3 separate regions of the Homo sapiens genome follow, and all the other regions are linked to region 1. A link is a loop called in an ENCODE intact Hi-C map of the cell type or tissue named here. Cell type or tissue: heart right ventricle. All regions are shown on one strand. Region 1 overlaps NR1H4 (nuclear receptor subfamily 1 group H member 4). Region 2 has its middle 12 kb from the start of BLTP3B-DT. Region 3 has its middle 8.6 kb from the start of SLC17A8.

The links. A loop is a pair of places that touch in the nucleus more often than their neighbours do. Peaks named below come from ENCODE experiments on the same cell type or tissue, not always from the same donor. Only the 100,000 strongest peaks of a DNase experiment are listed, where the experiment ranks them.
Region 2: a loop joins it to region 1, with 2.7 times the contacts of the local background. A loop is called at or near these places in 11 of 110 quality-filtered maps.
Region 3: a loop joins it to region 1, with 14 times the contacts of the local background. A loop is called at or near these places in 65 of 110 quality-filtered maps.

Annotation. Positions count from the first base shown.
Region 1 is chr12:100,552,351-100,556,350 of GRCh38, reverse strand. The region is part of intron 9 of NR1H4 (nuclear receptor subfamily 1 group H member 4); the gene reads right to left. Among named protein-coding and RNA genes, the nearest start is that of GAS2L3, 19 kb to the left of the region's middle. In heart right ventricle, a CTCF peak has its summit at 1,578; no DNase peak of the experiment used is centred here; H3K27ac peaks cover 1,037 bases.
Region 2 is chr12:100,152,640-100,156,639 of GRCh38, reverse strand. It overlaps the pseudogene DNM1P19 and the pseudogene GOLGA2P5. Among named protein-coding and RNA genes, the nearest start is that of BLTP3B-DT, 12 kb to the right of the region's middle. RefSeq lists enhancers at 1-272, 1,437-1,496, 1,517-1,636, 3,092-3,593. In heart right ventricle, CTCF peaks have their summits at 1,498 and 1,698 (motif pointing left); a DNase peak (open chromatin) is centred at 1,699.
Region 3 is chr12:100,346,456-100,350,455 of GRCh38, reverse strand. No RefSeq gene overlaps it. Among named protein-coding and RNA genes, the nearest start is that of SLC17A8, 8.6 kb to the left of the region's middle. In heart right ventricle, a CTCF peak has its summit at 1,601 (motif pointing left); no DNase peak of the experiment used is centred here.

The DNA.
Region 1 (4,000 bases):
GGATTACAGGCATGCACCACCATGCCCAGCTAATTTTATATTTTTAGTAGATACGGGGTTTCTCCATGTTGGTCAGGCTGGTCTCGAACTCCCGACCTCAGGTGATCCACCCGCCTCAGCCTCTCAAAGTGCTGGGATTACAGACATGAGCCACCGCACCCAGCCTATAAAGAGAATTATACGATTTATTTAATTTTTTTGGATTTAAATTTTGAGCACAATAAATGTTTAAATATTTTTTAAAAAACAGTCTTCCCAAATTAAATCCTTGCCGTTTTCCTCTCTGGTCAAAATACCACCCTCTGCTCCCCTTTGACTTTGATTTTTTAATTGACCCCAGTGGACTCTATTAACAACAATGTCTTTGTTGAGCAATTTGGGGATTACATCATGTGGAAGATTGCCCTTTATCCAGCTGTTACAGAATGAACTAAATACCCATGACCCAACTAGATACAACTTAAAGTGCAGAGGATTGGAGAATGTGAGCCTGGAGAATACCAGTCCTGGCTTCCAGCAAACCTAGTGGTTAAGAGGTCATAAGCTAGCTCTGAGTTTGAAACCAAACTCCACGACTTGGTCTTGGGACATTACTTAAATTTTTTAAGACTTCATTTTCTCATCTGTGAAATGTTGTCACGTGTAATATAATGTGTACTCCATATAACAGTAGTGTTATATGAGATATATAGAGAGTGCTTAGCACAATTCCAGGTTCATAGTAAATCCTCAATAAATGTCAGAGTAGATAATTATAATAGTAGCTATTATTATCATTATTCAGGAGAACTGAATCAACACATTAGTCCATCTTAATTTCAGTTCATCTTAAGTCTTAGATTAAACGTGTGAACTTTTGTCTTTACAAAGCCATGTAGGTTTTAAAAAACCAACAAATTCTGCAAATTACTGGGGATAAATACAAACTGGCTGATCAGTGATTTGCTTCAGTATTTTTCCAGGTATTAAAGCTAAACTAAGTTCTCTATTTTCTTGGTAAGGCTGTTCTTTTTCATCTTCAAAAAAATGTCAATCTTTATGCTTTCTTCAGCATTCAGAGACTACACTCCTCAGTTGTGGTTACCTAAAATAATAATTTATGGCTATGCCATTAAATTAAATAGTACATGAAGATTTAGGGATATTCAAGACAGCTGATTTGAAAATATTAAAATTTTTAGAAATTTCTTTGATTACCAAATTTCCTATTTCATTTGCCTTTCTAAATCCCCACACACCCTCCAGAGATGTTGCCTCCATTAGCTATCTAATTACAATTGATAACATTTGGGGAAAATAAGGTTAAAGTTTTTAAAATGATTATTTCATCTTGTGCATGTTGTAAAAGCCAAGAGTGAATATAGAGAAAATGTAAAAAAGAAATAATGGGAGAGTTAAAAAATAATTTTCCTACAAGATAGATAAATATAAATCTACTTTTGGAATTAGAGTCAACAATCAGAGTTAACCATGCCAACATAAACAAAGGGCTTGTGAACCAGCAATTTCTAACACTGGAGATGTAACACTAACATCATCCTGAAGGGGACAGCCTTTTCCTGTTTTCCTGCTTCCTTCTTCCTGGAGAATTGCTTAAAATTTGCTTCATTTTCGCTTGAATGACCAATTACCTGATTTTTGGTCACAAGGGGGGGCTATTTTCTAACTTAACTACCAAAGACTTTGCCATGGAAAAGTCTGAAAATGCAAAAATAATGTTATGTTTCTGCTCCTGTTTCCTATTTGTTTTCCCTTTTTTAAAAAGAGGTCTGTGATTAATAAATTATGTTCAATGATCAGAAATATTCTTTGAGAGAATAACCATTTGATAGAATTAACACTATACTGCTTTAGGTGTTTTAAATGTTAAAAGTTTTTATTTCCTAATTAGCTTTCTAGTCGTAATTGGGAACAAAAATGAAGCAGGTGTGTGTGTGTGTGTGTGTGTGTGTGTGTGTTATTTACAAGTATGCATATTACACTAGACATATATCCTAGTATCTTAAATACCTCTATATGACTTATTCTGATGACGTCCTCAAGATGGACTGAGCATCTGGTTAAAAATGATACTATTTCCTTAAAACCATGTAACTTGAAACTTTTCTAGAAATGACATCACTCCATAGCACAGAGGTCAAGGTATAAATCCCTGACACGGCACACAAAGCCACATCTGCCTTCTGCTTTCCTTTCAAACTAATCTCTCAGCAGCCCAATAGTTTCCCTAGGAACTAATAACACCGATTCATCTAAGGCTCCTAAAGCTGATTCAGCTTGTTGCCTGCACAGGCTCCCTTCCCCCTCCCTGCCCCATGGCCATACACTATGGTAGAGGCAAATCCCAGCTCCAGCCCAAGGTCCAGCCACTGTTGGTCTCATTTCCCACATCAGAGGTTGGTGTAGTTAGGGACAGCAGTGAAATTTGGGCCCATGAGACTAAAGGGGAGTCTACTGGGAAGTTCCTAAGAAAGATTTCCATACTGAGGAAGACAGCATTTCTTTTTCCTTTGACCAGTGTTGTGCCCAGACATAGTGCCTAGCACTGCTGTGGCCATTAGATGACCAGGAGGAGAACCAGCCTGTGGGGAAGGTCAATACGCCAAGGATAGCAAAGCAGAAAGATGAGATGGATCTGTGTTTCCGATGGTGGGTTCTGCCCCTAAATTAACCAATTCTGCTGTCACCCTTCCTCTGGGTTTCTTGTTTGAGCTCATACATTTTCTTACTTTTTTAGGCCATAATGAGTTTATTTTCTGTAGCTATCGGCCAAGAGCATTCTGACAGCTCCCCTAACAAGTGGGATACACTTTTTATGTCTTCATGCTTTTTCCTGAAATACAAGGCAGGATCCCTGTTAGACTAAGGCACCCCATCCATGGTTCAAGGCCAAGTTCAAATTTTGCTTCCTCTATGGAGCTTTCCCTGTCACAGAGAAGCAGAATTAGTTACTTCCTTTTCTAGGTTCAGTTCTATTGCAACTTATCACAATTCATATCTCTCCTTCTCACTGGAGTGTGAAATACCATATACATTTTATAAGAGTGGGAATCGGCCGGGCGCAGTGACTCACACCTGTAATCCCAGCACTTTGGGAGGCCAAGGCGGGCGGATCACAAGGTCAAGAGATCAAGACCATCCTGGCTAACACGGTGAAACCCCATCTCTACTAAAAATACAACAAATTAGCTAGGTGTGGTGGCACGCGCCTGTAGTCCCAGCTACTCAGGAGGCTGAGGCAGGAGAATTGCTTGAACCCGAGAGACGGAGGTTGCAGCGAGCTAAGATCGCTGCACTGCACTCTAGCCTGGGTGACAGAGCGAGACTCCGTCTCAAAAAAAAAAGAAGAGTGGGAATCAGTTACTGTTATCTCCAGTGGCTGCCATGCTGCCTGACCCATAAAGGGTGCTCCATAGATTTTTTTTTTTTTATGACAGAATCTGGCTATGTCACCCAGGCTGGAGTGCAGTGGCACAATCATAACCCACTGCAGCCTTGGCCTCCTGGGGGCTCAAGCAGTTCTCCTGCCTCAGTCTCTTGAGTGGCTAGGACTACAGGTATGCACCACCACATCCAGACATTTTATTTTTTGTAGAGACAGGGACTTGCTATGTATTCTAGGCCGGTCTCGAACTCCTGGTCTTAAGCAATCCTTCCACCTTGGCCTCCTTAAATGTTGGGATTATGGGAGTGAGCCACTGTGACTGGCCAGATATTTCTTATTCACCTCTGCATCTCTAATAACTAGCATCCTTCTGAAGACATAATAGGAGATTAATAAATGCATGTTAAATCAGGCAGTAGTATGTTTTCGTAGTTCTTTATGATGAAGGTGACATAGTTGTGAGATGTGATGGGGACAAGGGATGCCATTAAGGCAATGGACATATTCTTGTGGTGCTAAGAGATTGGACTATGTCCTCTATTTCAACTGCTAAACTTTCCCCAGGGAGTCATTTGTGCCATACTCTTGGTCCTAAGTAAACAGCTGCCATCAAAC
Region 2 (4,000 bases), 400 kb after region 1:
GGTGAAGATCACCATCATCTAAAAGCCGGCCACTGTCAGCAAAACCTGGGGAAGTGGGGCTGGAGGCTCTGCCCCTACCATGTCCCTACCACCCCTTCCCAGTCAACCCTTTACCCTCACAGTAGCAAGCATAAGACCCCTGTCTAATGTGGGGAGACAGGTGGAGATGAGGTGAAGATCACCATAATCTAAAAGGCCACTAAATAAAAAAATAAAAAATTTTAAAAAGGTATGGGATTTTAAAAAAAATGTATGGGATTATAAAAAGTTATAGGATTAAAAATGTTATGGGATAAAAGTTATGGTATAAAAGTTATGAGAAGTTATGAAGCCAGACATGGTGGCTCACGCCTATAATCCCAGCACTTTGGGAGGCTGAGGTGGGTGGATCACCTGAGGTCTGGAGTTTGAGAGCAGTCTGACCAACACGGAGAAACCCCGTCTCTACTAAAAATACAAAATTAGCCAGGCGTGGTGGTGCATGCCTCTAATCCCAGCTACTGGGGAGGCTGAAGCAGGAGAATTGCTTGAACCAGGGAGGCAGAGGTTGCAGTGGGCCGAGATTGTGCCATTGCACTCCAGCCTGGGCAACAAGAGTGAAACTGTCTCAAAAAAAAAGTTATGAAAAGTATAAAAAAGGATAAAAGTGTGAATAAAATAAAAGCGGGCAGCTGTCAGCAAAGCCTGGAGAAGTGTGGGGCCAGAGGCTCCGTCCCCATCATGTCCCAGCCACCCCTTCCCAGTCACCCCTTTACCCTCACAATAGCAAAATAAGACCCGTGTCTAATCAGGGGGAGGCAAACATGCAGACCCTTTGCCACCTTGGCCAGAGCTGACTCCTTAAATTTCTGGACGATGATTATTGTTTTAAGAGTCAGAGGCTTATAGAATTGGCTTGTTTGGAGGAGGCCTAATGGCCTCCTTAACTCTCACCAAAGCAATTTTTTCCTCAGGGGGGCTCCCATCTTCTTACTCAGAGAGGCGGCTGAGGCAGGACAATGGGGCTAATGTAGACCAGGTGAGGGCACAGGCTCTGGAGTGGCCCCCCTTAGTGTACATACTATATCCGTGTAACATTTTGTATATTCCAGTGGTAGGGCCACCTCCTGTGTCATACATAGCAGAGGTTGGAGCTGGCATATGGGTAGGAAGTTCTGATAGTTATTTGGGGCTGGAAAACTTATTTATTGATAGCATAGGCCAGGGGAAGGGGCAGAGATGGGGTCGTGGCACTGTGGTGATGCGACTCCTGTTTATTTTGCTTTTTATTTTGGAATGTATTTAGCCATATACTGCTTGGCCTGGTGTATTCCTGTTTCCCTCACTGGGTCATGGAGTTTGTGCCACTGAACAGGGAGCCCCAAAGTGAGCATGTCCAGCTGGGGTATTGGGGACCTTCCAGGCCTGTTACCTGTATGCTGCCTGGTAACACCTGGGGAATTCCACAGGAACTGCCATGGCACCTATGGGTGACCATGGGGCCTGGACGGCTAACAGGCTCGGAAGCCTGATCTAGCAGTGGCAAGTAAGGCAGGTGCCAGCATCCAAGGTCACTGACTTCCATCCAGCCCAGTTGTCTTCCATTTTGTTCTCCTGCCTCCCTCGCCTGTCTGCACCTGGTGGCCTGTTCTGTCTGTCCCTCTAGATTGCCAGCTGCCCCACAGGCTTCCTCCAATCTGAGTTCATGGCCCTGCCCCCTAGTGGCCAGAGCCGGCTTCACAGGATGAGAGCCTGCTAAGCTCCGGAGGCTTTCCAGGAAGCGTCCCTTGGAAAGGATGTGGCCTTTTTACCACTCCCAATAGCACCCTGGTAATGGGTTGACCCTTCCCCTCCCCTGAGCTCCACAGAGAACGCAACCAGCAGAGGACACATTCCCCGTCACTTAGAAATGGGTTTTATTCCCAGCCAAGGGACAGCAGGACTGGTAGAGACTGTCGGGCCACACAGCTGTCTGCACAGCACCCCCAAGCTTGTCGGGCGGCAGGAGGGATGGTGGGGACTGGCTGTCCACAGGCCAGGCATGACAGGGAGGCTCACTGGAGGTGATGGACTTTGGATGGGGATTGTTGGGGGACAGTGTTCTCTTGTAGTTGGGTCACAAGACTCCACAAGGACAGCACGGTGACTGATTCCCAGCGCTAGAGGCGAGGCAGTCGGCCATGTGTAGGAGTGTATACATATATGTACACACACACACACGTATATATACACATATGTGTGTATGTATATATATGCATATATATACATATATGTGTGTGTGTATATGTATATATATATGAGTATTTATAGAACAGGGCAGGGGTGTACCACAGAGGGGGCACAAGTTTTCACCAAAGGTTATGCCTGGATGTGTCAGCTCACCACTACAACAGACCATCACAGATGAAGGGGGCTGGTTTTGGGGCTAGGGGAGCCACTGTCAAGTCACAGAACAGTCGTCCAGGCAGGCTTGGAAAGGAAGGTCTCTGAGAAGAGGAGGGATCTGTTTAGAGGTAGAAGAGGGCCCTGGGGCTCTCAGGATGGGATGGATTTGCCTGACCCCATTGGCTGGCAGTTGGAGAGAAAGCAGAGAGAAAACGGGAGAGAGAAAAGTGAGGAGAGAGCTGGTAAGGCAAGCGCAACGCACTGCAGCAGTGGTGGGAGGGCCAGGGAGGGGAGGACACAAGTGTGGATGTGGCAAGATTCCTGGAAAAGAGGGGCTAAAAGGGAAAGGGGAGGAAGATGGAGGAGCCGGAGCTTCACAGGTAATGCCTGGGGGCTGCGGCGGCCCTCCCCACCCCACACATGCTGGCCTGTCACACGGCATCTAGGCAGTGCACCCACAGTTCAGACCGAAACTCAGCCCCCTCGGGCTTCCCACTTGTCACCCTGTCTTCCAACCCACTGGCCCAGGGCCACCCCTCGCTTTGGGGAGCCCTACACAACAGCCACCAGGCCTGACAGACAAAGAACATTGCTTGAACCAAGAGGATGAAGCTAAAAGGGATGCATGGCTGGAGGGAGTGCCCAAGTCCCCCCTGGGTGGTCAGAAAGCCCAGGACCCTGGGGGAAGCAGGGAGTGCAGGCAGCCAGATGCCAGTGGCCATAGATTTACAAGTCTAAGAGGGGAGCCTCAGCTGGTTGGGGGGCTACAGGTCGCATAGATGAGGCTGGGCCCTTCCTGCCAGGAAAAGAAGAGCGAGAGTCAGTGGTGGGGGAAGCCTGGCTGGAGCTCAGCCAAGCCAGCAGGCACTGTCATCCCCTTGGCTGAATAGCATAGGCGACCCCTAGGAGCAACAGGCCAAGGTGCCTGAGCCCACTGGCTGGCTATGGTCCTTCAGCTGGGGCCAGGGACACTGCCTTCAGTCACACGCTAGCAGGTATGACGGTACCCGGGAGGGAGGCAAGACCCCACACTAGCAGGTATGATGGTACCCGGGAGGGAGGCAAGACCCCATCTCTACTAAGAAAAAAAAAAAGACCGGGCTCTGTGGCTCACGCCTGTAATCCCAACACTTCGGGAGGCTGAGGCCGGTGGATCACCTGAGATCAGGAGTTCAAGACCAGCCTGGGCAACATGGTGAAACCCCATCTCTACTAAAAATACAAAAATTAGCTGGGCACGGTGGCACGTGCCTGTAATCCCAGCTACTTGGGAGGCCGAGGCAGGATAATCACTTGAACCTGGGAGGCGGAGGTTACAGTGAGCCGAGATCGCGCCACTGCACTCCAGCCTGGGCGACAAGGGTGAAACTCTGTCTCAAAATTTAAAAAAATTAATAAATCTTTAAAAATCAGCCAGGTGTGGTGGTGCACACCTGTGGTTCCAGCTACTTAGGAGGCTGAGGTGGGAGGATTGCTTGAGCCCAGGAGGTTGAGGCTGCAGTGAGCCATGATTGTGCCACTGCACTCCAGCCTGGGCAACAGAGCAAGACCATGCCTAAAAATAAATAAAAAATAATTTAAAAAATTGAGAAAGATGGGAGGAGGGTGATTGCATCTTGATTTTCTCTAAACTTTA
Region 3 (4,000 bases), 210 kb after region 1:
CAAATGTCACTTTATTTTTACATGCTGCTTCCAGTCCATAATAAAACACTGTTAGTCCCATTAATTTCAGCTCACTGTAAGTCAGCTACTCAGTTAATTTGTAGTTCAATTAATTTGACTCTAGTTTCCTAAATTACAGGATTTTTACACTATATGTAAAAGACATCTCCATAATACTTTGCAAATATAAACATGCATACATGGAGACCCTGGAAACATATCAATTTCCATTTTCAGTCTGTCACTGTAACTGCCTAGATATTAGGTGTCATTCATTTTCTTCCCAAATACATTAAATGAAATTTGAAAAGAAATGGTCAGATAACCAAAATACAGAACTTTAGGGTGTTTTTATACAGCATGGAATCAATCATTCATTAAGTATTTCACACATGATAAATGTCAAGAATTTGCTTTGAACATGAATTCCTTATATTTATGAAGAACTTTTAACTTCATTTTCACTGCTCCTTTGAGCCTTATAACTACATATAGAAAGAACTATGTTGAGCCAACTACTCCACTTTATTGTTGAAGCCCAGGGCATGGAGAAGGCCAGTGATACTTTGAGGTATCAGGCAGAGATGCAACAAGAAGTCACACTCATGTGCTCATTTGCTTGCTGCCATTGCTTACCTATAACAAATTATTTCTCATTTCATCTTGGAGGGTATCTCTCCCCAAGGTAAGGTATCTCATATTGGGGTATCCCAACATAAGACACTCAATTATCAATTTTTTAGTCTGTTTTCTGGCTGTAAAGACAATAACATTATTATTATTATTTAAAACAGAGTCTTGCTCTGTCACCCAGGCTGGAGTGAGCGCTATCTCAGCTCACTGCAACCTCCACCTCCTTGGGTTCAAGCAATTCTCCTGCCCCCAGCTTCCCAGGTAGCTGGGATTACAGGTGTGTGCCACCAGGCCCAGCTAATTTTTGTATTTTTAGTGGAGATGAGGTTTCACCATGTTGGCCAGGCTGGTCTCAAACTCCTAACCTTAAGTGATCTGCCTGCCTCGGCCTCCCAAAGTGCTGGAATTACAGGCTTATTTTTTAAACATGTGTTATACTACCCATATGCTCCGAAATCTCCCCTTGCGAAGAAATGAGGAAAGCTGGATTCCTTTCATTTGGTATTACTGCAGTGTGGAAACACTAGATTTGCTTTATGCACTATGCATGGTGACTTGCAAAAAATACTCAGGGATATACTAGAAAATCTGATAATCTGTTAAATACAGTTGTATTGTAATAATGCAAACTGAAATGTTGAAAGATCAAAACCAGAGATAATATTTTGAAGGATTTTTTTACCACCTTCATTTTTCTTGAAGGTGCAGATAGAACCCTGCGTGTCCAGATAATTTTAACACATAGAGCAGTGAACAAGGATGATATTTGGGGGGTTAAGGGTCACGGCAGAACAAACCCACACACCGTTCACAAGTATTTCTCATGATCCCATCCTTTTGTAGATGCTACACCAAAAGGCAGATATTCTTCCCATTATCTTCCCTAGCCTATTCATGTTAAAAAAAATCACCTGTAAAGGGGCTAATGTAATGGATGATTACTTGGGAGATAGTGACATCTTCTGGTAGTTTACAGACTAAATATATTTATGGCAGACATTTCCCCCACAACCCCAAAATCCAGCCACGGTTTTAAAAGATTTATTCTATATACATTAAGCCCCCAAGTGTGGATTCTTAAATGTATGAAATATTCAATAAAATATAAACCAGCTAAAAAATAACATTATAGCTCACTTATTCTGCTCCTTGCCTTGCTGTCATCCCTGGCTCTAATAGAAATGTTTTAATCAGCTAATATTTTTTTCTTTTTGGTATTTCTCCACATGTTCTAATTTAGGCAGCTAGCATTAATTCTGCTTTTCTTAGTCATGAAAAATTGACCAGATTTCCCTTATTTGAGAAGTTTTCATAAAATCTCAGAATTCAAAAGGACTTTGGCAGTTACCTGCTCTAATCCGCTCCCTAGTAGTTCAAACTTAATTTGAGAAAATGTGACCAAAGTAATCATTTGGTAGCATAAAAAAACAAAACAAAACAAACAAACAAAACACAGAAAAACAAAAAACAAAAAAACAGTAAAAAACTTTACAAAAGCTCTGTGCAGCTGAGCTCGGGCCCTGTCTCCTTTAAGCCTTCCCGACTATCTAGATTGCGTGTCCCTCCTACATGGATTTTGCTCATAGTGTGTATCACACTGTTCTGCACCTGTCTGCTTACTCAACTACCTTTATAACTACAGTGCAAACCCCCTGAGGGCAAGGCCTATATCTCATTTCTATTTGTGTCCCAAGAATCTCACAGTGCCAAGCGTATAGTATTTTATAGCTTAGTTTTATTTATGTATTTATTGAAAAATAAGTGCATTCAAATGGTGCCAGATGGTTTTTTTTGTTTGTTTTGCGACAGTCTCATTCTGTTGCCCAGGCTGGAGGGAGTGCAGTGGTGCGATTTCAGCTCACTGCAACCTCCGCCTCTCGGGTTCAAGCGATTCTCATGCCTCAGCCTCCCAAGTAGCTGGGGTTAGAGACGTGCACCAACACGCCCAGCTAATGTTTGTATTTTTAGTAGAGATGGGGTTTCACCATGTTGGCCAGGCTGGTATCAATCTCCTGACCTTTAGTGATCCATCCACCTCGGCCTCCCAAAGTGCTGGGATTACAGGCATAAGCCACATCGCCCAGCCAGGTGAAGTATTTGTTTTTCATTAAAGCAGAGTTTATTTTAGAGATCTATATCATCACAAAGTGAGTGGAAAAATCTATTGAGCACCTACTATGTGCCAGGAGCTGTGCTAGGTGCTTTGCACACTTTGCACACTAATCCTAATAGGCCTGTAAGGTGTGATCTTATTTCGTAGCTGAGAAAACTTATTCTGGTCAGTTAAGTGAAAGAGACAAGATTTACACTCATTCAGTCCGTGTAACTGTTTATACTCTACCTGATTCCAAAAGAGGATTTCTATGAACATAGATAAAAAACTTATTTTAAAAGGAAATCAGAGCAAATGAGAAATAAGGATTTTTTAAAAATCAGATAAAGCCAGAAGGTACGCATTGAATATTGCATACTATTATTATCCTATACATTTGCTACAGGTAAACAGCACATTTGGCTGAATCTCTTAGCTGTATTACCTAATCTGTTACTTTATGCGGACTTTAAAAGGTAGAAGCAGGCCAGGCGCGGTGGCTCACGCCACCCAGCACTTTGGGAGGCCAAGGCGGGTGGATCACCTGAGGTCAGGAGTTCGAGGCCAGCCTGGCCAACATGGCAAAACCCTGTCTCTACTAAAAATACAAAAAAAAAAAAAAAAAAAAAATCAGCCAGGCGTGGTGGCTGGTGCCTGTAAACCCAGTTACTTGGGAGGCTGAGGTACAAGAATCGCTTGGTCCCAGGAGGTGGTGGTTGCAATGAGCCGAGATCATGCCACTGCACTCCAGCCTGGACAACAGAGTGAGATTCATTCTCAAAAAAAAAAAAAAAAAGGAAGGGCAAACCACTTGCTTAGAAGCACATTGACTCCTGAACTGAAACCTGAAACCTCTCCAGTGGGTCCTCAAAGAAGCTATTTATGTGGGAGTGAACCAATGTCATCCCTGGCGTAAATACAAGTTCACAGCATAGTCAAAAGCTACCAGTGATAAAAGAAACCTGATGCATGGAGAAAACAAGGCAACCCAGGCACAAAGGTCTCAAGAGTGGGCTTAATTCAGAATTTCTAGAGAAAATGAATGGATTACTCAATTTTTGGCCTCCTCAATAAACATCTCTCAAAAACGAGATTTTGCCCATTGGGCAATAGAGAGTTAAATGTTGCTCTCTGACAAGTGGCTGGAGTACAGGTACCATTGCTGATTGAGGGCAGATTCACATAACCACTGTAGCTGGAGACAGACGTGACAACCTCTTATAAAATGTGAGCAGTCTAATGAGGACACCCACCTCAGTGAAAAGCCTTTCCATC